2 separate regions of the Homo sapiens genome follow, and region 2 is linked to region 1. A link is a contact called in ENCODE Hi-C or POLR2A ChIA-PET data. All regions are on one chromosome and are shown on one strand. Each heading gives the region's core, a stretch centred on a gene start or an enhancer-like site at or near the end of the contact. The rest is flanking DNA. Distances are from core to core; before and after follow the strand shown. Region 1 overlaps KSR1 (kinase suppressor of ras 1). Region 2 overlaps NLK (nemo like kinase).

The links. A loop is a pair of places that touch in the nucleus more often than their neighbours do. ChIA-PET counts read pairs that join two places held with the same protein, here RNA polymerase II (POLR2A). Pooled maps may share reads with other maps.
Region 2: a pooled map shows a loop between it and region 1 (2.9-fold over the local background). The contact joins two enhancer-like sites. A Hi-C loop is called at or near these places in 1 of 50 pooled maps. POLR2A ChIA-PET finds 5 or more read pairs at or near these places in 2 of 52 experiments (activated CD4-positive, alpha-beta T cell and activated T-cell).

The regions. Positions count from the first base shown.
Region 1 is chr17:27,575,774-27,578,701 of GRCh38, forward strand. It overlaps KSR1 (kinase suppressor of ras 1), which reads left to right. Exons shown (of 21, transcript NM_001394583.1): 3 at 1,719-1,866. Among named protein-coding and RNA genes, the nearest start is that of LGALS9, 54 kb to the right of the region's middle. Within about 2 kb of position 1,403, at least 16 of the 41 ENCODE cell types and tissues checked have a DNase peak (open chromatin) inside an H3K27ac peak, as active enhancers do.
Region 2 is chr17:28,070,661-28,073,588 of GRCh38, forward strand. All of the region lies in intron 1 of NLK (nemo like kinase), which reads left to right. Among named protein-coding and RNA genes, the nearest start is that of NLK, 29 kb to the left of the region's middle. Within about 2 kb of position 1,376, at least 4 of the 41 ENCODE cell types and tissues checked have a DNase peak (open chromatin) inside an H3K27ac peak, as active enhancers do.

The DNA of each region.
Region 1 (2,928 bases), core at 153-2,652:
ATTCTACCATTCATTCTTTGTATTTTCCATTGCTTCATAACAAATTTAGCAGCTTAACACACCACCCGCTTATCATCTCATGGTTCTCTAGGTGGAGGAATCCACTCAGGCTCTGCTTATATCCCTACTTGGGATCTCACAAGGCTGAGGTCAAGGTGTAGGCCAGGCCTTCCTCTTACCTGGAAGTTCTGGAGAAGAATCCACTTCACGTTCATTCAGGTTATTGGCAGAATCCATTTCCTTGTGGCTGGAGGTCTGAGGTCCTCATTCCCTCAATGGCTGTCAGCCAGGGGCTACTTTTTTTCCCAGAGGCCACCCCCATTCCCCTCCTCCTTCAAAGTCTGCTTTTCACGCTTCAGGTCTCTTGACTTCTCTGTTACCAGCTCAAGAGAACCCTTTGCTTTTAAAGGGCTCTTGTGATTGGATGAAGCCTACTTGGATAATTTCCCTTTTGCTGTATATAGTAATACCCCCTTTTCTGTAGGGGATATGTTCCAGGACCCTCAGTGGATGCCTGAAACCATGGATAGTACTGAATATATATATATATGATGTATACTGTGTTTTTTCCTATACATACATACCTCTGATAAAGTTAGTAAGTTGGGCACAGTAAGAGATTAATAATCAACAATAACAAAATAGAGCAATTATAACAATACACTATAATGAAAGTTACAGGAATGTGGTCTCTCTTCTCTCTCTCAAAATATCTTACTGTACTGTTCTCACCCCTCATCTTGTGATGCTGTGAGATGATAAAGTGCCTATGTGGGGAGAGGTCGTGGCAGTTGATCTGATAACCAAGATAGCTACTAAGTGACAAACAGGCCGGGAGTGGAGACAGTGTGGAGACGCTGGACAAAGGGACAATTCACGTCTCCGGTGGGATGGAGCTGGATGGCGCAAGATTTCATCACATTACTCAGAATGGTGCATAGTTTAAAACTATAAATTGTTTATTTCTGGAATGTTTCTGGCATTTTCCATTTAATAGTTTTAGGCTATGGTTGGCTGCTGGTAACTGAAACTGCAGATAAGAGGGAGACTTCTGTAATGTAACAAGATCAGGAGCAACACCAGGGGACAAAGGTCACAAGACCACCTTAAAATTCTGCCTGCCACTTTCTTCACCGTATGGCCTAGTGACCTCGTGCAGGTGACATAATCTCTCTGAGCCTCTTTCTTCATCTGTCAGGTGGGGCCAGTGAAAAGTTTTGATAGAAATCAGGTGAGGCAGTAAGTGCCTCTGCAGTGTTTGGTGAGGTTTTTTTGTTTTTTTTTTTTAAATCCTTCCTTTCTTGAGCCAGTTTGATTTGAAATCTCTCTTATCTGATTCAGATACAACAAAATTGTGAAGGGCCATCTTTGTCTGAAGTACTCGTCATTCTAAAAAGTTGTTATGACTCGCTGTTTTTTTTCTGTGCAGAGGAGTAAGAAGAAACAAGCTGGGCAACATGCCCTCGTCCAAACCTTTCTGGTCTTTACTTCCTCCCCTCACCCCCCACCGAGTCTGCTTCAGCTGCTGTCTCTGGGAGCCTGGAGGGTGGGGGCCAGGGAGCTCTGCTTGTGTCCCCAAGCACGTGGTGGCTCTGGTCAGAGGCCGGCCCAGCCAGCAGCTGGCCCCTGCCACTCAGCAGGAGGCCAGCCTGAGGCTGAGGGGCTCCCGGCCCAGCCGACTGCTCACCGCCTCTCTGCCTGTCCCTCTGTCCCCTTAGGAGATCCCCCGAGACCTCACGCTGGATGCCCTGCTGGAGATGAATGAGGCCAAGGTGAAGGAGACGCTGCGGCGCTGTGGGGCCAGCGGGGATGAGTGTGGCCGTCTGCAGTATGCCCTCACCTGCCTGCGGAAGGTGACAGGCCTGGGTACGTGGGGCCTGCCACCCTCTCCCTTGCCTGGCCTGGTGCCCTTGGGGCTGTGGCCTTCACTATGGTGGGTGATGGAGCGGGGCAAGCGTGGCCCAGGGTTTCTGGGGCAGCCTGGAAAGGCCAGGGTTGGATGTTCACAGCCTCCTGAGAAGCTCTCCCAGGGTCCTCAGGGCTCTGGATCCTGGTGGGTCTGGCCAGGCCGAATCTGAGGGGTTTCAGCCATGGTTAGAAATCCCAGGCCTGTCTGCTGGGCTGGGCTGGCCTGGCATGGTTTCCTCTCTGTTGAGGGCTCTGTGTACCCTCTGCCAGCTTCCCACATTCCAGCCCCCAGCCCTCTCCCCGTCTTCTCCTGTCCCCATTGCTGGCTGGGTTCTGTGCTCAGAAGGCACATGCTGATGTGGGCCTGAGCCAAGGGTGATTAGGGAAACTCTATGGCTCTTTAGCTGGGAGTGTGTACGTGGCTGTCCCAGGCAAAGTGTGTAATCCTGGCCTTGCCACGAGGTCCTTGGGAATTATTCACAGGCTTTCTAAATCTTGCGTCGGAAACAGCTTCAAATGCCTGACTTAATGGTCCCACTACCACATAGATAAGGCATTAAAATAAGCCTCATGAATGGAATCAGGCCTGGTTTTTAATTATCTGAGGCCCCTGTCTTATCTCCGTCTGCCTGAGGCTTAAGGAAGGCACCAAGGTTTATATTCTGCCTGGTTTTTTCTTCCCAGAGAGGATCGGGCTTAATTTCCTCTCTGCCCTCATTGTATCAAGTCCTCTGAACACGGCACAGTGTAGAAAGTTGCACTCAATTCAGAAAATCTTGACCTGCCAGGTCTCCCGGCAGATGCTGAAAATAAACACAACAGAAGTGTGGCTGGTGTTCTTGTTCTCACATATTACAGGAGACTGAGCTCAGAGAGGGAAAGGGCTTGGGTAAGGGCACACAGCAGTTGGTGGCTGAGCCAGAATTTGAACCTTGGGCCCTGATGGCGATTGGTTTGTCCCCATGCTTGCCACCCAAGCTGAGATCTTTGGGGTAATTTGTCAGCCCTTCTTTGCTTCCT
Region 2 (2,928 bases), core at 126-2,625, 490 kb after region 1:
TTTTGTATATGGACTAAGATAAGGGTTTGAGGCATTTTTGTTGTTTTGTTTTTTAAAATACTAATTTTAAAGTAAAATATTAATTTTAAAGTAAAATACTAATTTTAAAGTAAAACACTATTCTAAAATACTAATTTTACCTATTCTCACAACATCCTTCTTTAAGAAGATTTTTTCACCCTTATTGAATAGCCTTGCTCCACTGTGGAAAATCAATTGACTATATAAATATAGTGAAATTCTAAGCTTTTCTGTTTCATTAGTCTTTTGGTCTAGTCTTATGTTAATGCCACACTGTCTTTATATACTGTAGCTTTAGAGCAGGATTTTTCCATCTCAGCACTATTGACATTTTGGGCCTGATAGTTCTTTGCTGTGGGAGGGTCTCCTATGTATTATAGGATGTTCAGCATCATCCCTTGCCTCCACCACTAAATGCTAGTAGCCACTCAGTAGGTGTGATAATCAAAAAATGTCTACAGACAGTACCAAATGTCCCCTAGGGAACAAAGTCACCCTCAGTTGAGAAACACTATTTTAAAGTAACTCTTGAAGTCAGATAGCGTAAGTCTTCCAACTTACTTGTTTTAATTCAAGATTATTTTGGCTACTCTAGAAGCTTTGTGTTTTCATATCATTACAGAATTAGCTTGTCAGTTTCTTTAAAAATCTGTTGGGATATTTATTGGAAGATGTCAACTCTGTAGATCAAATAGAAGAGAATTTTTAAGAAAGTTGAGTGTTCCATTCCATGAACATGGTATAGCTCTCCACTTTTTTTTTTTTTTTTTTAACAGCCTTTGTCAACCACTCTGATCTCCATTTATTATAGTCTTTAATTTCTCTTGGCAGTGTTTGGGAGCTTGCATTTTAGAGGCCTTGCACATGTTTAGTTTATCACTAAGTATTTAATATTTTTCGATGCCATTGGAAATGGTATTTTTATTTTCAGTTTCACTGTCCAATGTCATTGACTAGTTGTAGGCACTCCTGTCCTGCCTTCAACCTTACATTCACTTAAGGCACCATGTTACTTGAGGGCGATCCCTCTCAGCAATCCTGCTGTATCCTACGTGAAGGCTTCATCAGAAAGAATTGGCAGAACAGGTCTGGAGAGCCTCAGGTTTTAATTAATTAAGTCAAATATCTTCAGCCAATGAAAGGTTGCTAAAAGATTATTTTGGTTTCTCTTGCCCTGCTTTCAGCATGCAGTTTACTCTTCTTTCCACTGTGACCCAGGGATGAAAAGGGCTTGGAGTGTTTTCTCTCTTAGCAAGGGCTTCTCTTTCTCTGGAGTTTAGTTCATTTACGTTCTTTGAGTTCTCAGCTTTCTTGTATACAACCACCCAACTAACCAACCAACCACCCAACAAAAAGTATGATTTCATTGCTTATCTAACCTTTTCTCCTTGTTATGCAAAGTGTCATATTTCTGTGTTCTAACTGGAAGTGGTTAACCAGTTTTCTTTGTTCTGTGTTTTGGTAGATGTTTTAACTTCTTTTTTATTTTTTTATTTTCAGCATTTCTGTTCTTATATTTTATATGTCTCTGATATACAGCATACATTTAAATTCAGCTTTTTAATCTAGTCTGACAATCTTTTAAGGGAAACACTTAATTCATTTCCATCAATTGTGCTTACTGATCTTCTTTCTTCTTCTTTTTCTTTTTTTTTTTTTTTTGAGACAGGGTTTTGCTTGGTCACCCAGGCTGGAGTGCAGATGTGCGGTTACGGCTCACTGCAGCCTCCACCTGCTGTGCTCAAGCAATCCTCCAACTTCAGCCTCCCAAGGGGCTGGGACCACAGTCACATGCCACCACGCCCAACTAATTTTTAAAAACTTTTTGTAGAGACAGGGTCTCACTGTGTTGCCCAGGCTGGTCTCAGACTGCCGAGATGAGTGCGCTGATCTTTTTAAATTTGTCCCTACCACCTTATTTATATATTTCTTATGTTCTGCTTTTCATATTTTTCTCTTTATTTGCCTTCTTTTGAATTGCTTGAGATTTTCCACCCCTTATTTGTAAGTTTCATACCTTATTTTGTTCTTTCAGTTGCCCTTGAAATTTTAGTATGCATGTTTAAATTCCATGGGTAATAAATATTGTTTATTTTCGAATCTGCCTGGTCCGTTTTAATAGTCTCCTATTCTGTCATACTTGTTCCCCCTTTTATATTTTTTCAAATACATTAAAAATATTTTATGTTTGCATCTGATAATACTCTTATCTGCTGTCTTTGTTGGTCTAATACATTGGCTCTTACTTGTAGGTGCTTGTTTCTTTGGTGATTTTGTAAAATTGTGAGCCCATGACATTAGAACTTTATTTTTTGTGATTTTTTTGAAGCAGGGTATTAGATTTTTTTTTTTCCAGAGATGATGTGAGTATCTAGTAGTACCACCTACTTTTAAGTAAATTTTTGACTTGAGTTTTTCAGGCCACACCACTAGTTTGAATTTTAGTCACAAAGGGTGCAGACTTACTAAGAATTCACAGTGGAGACATATTTCTGTTTTACTCTTCTACCAAGAACCAAAGCCAATAAAGACCCTTATTCTCATTATCGCCCTCTGCAGAATGAGCTTTTACCTATTTCACTTACTAAGGATGCAGACTTTTGGGAGGCTTCTAGCATATTTGTAAAGGTATAGTTAATCCAGTCTCCTGGGAAGGGCCCCAGGTGGCCTCCTGTCATCTCAGCAAGTAGCCCATTAAAACCTAGGCTTTTGTCCACCGAGGATTGGCCAGTAACTCCAGGGAAAACTGTCTATAATGTTACTCACCTTTGTGAATGTATATTTCTTTCTTGTTTCTGCTCTCCAGGAATTTCTTTGCTTCCCTCTCAAGGTTAACCATGTATTTTATCCAGCATCTTTAGATGCTTTTCCATCTAATTTACTTTTATTCTATACTCATATCTTTAG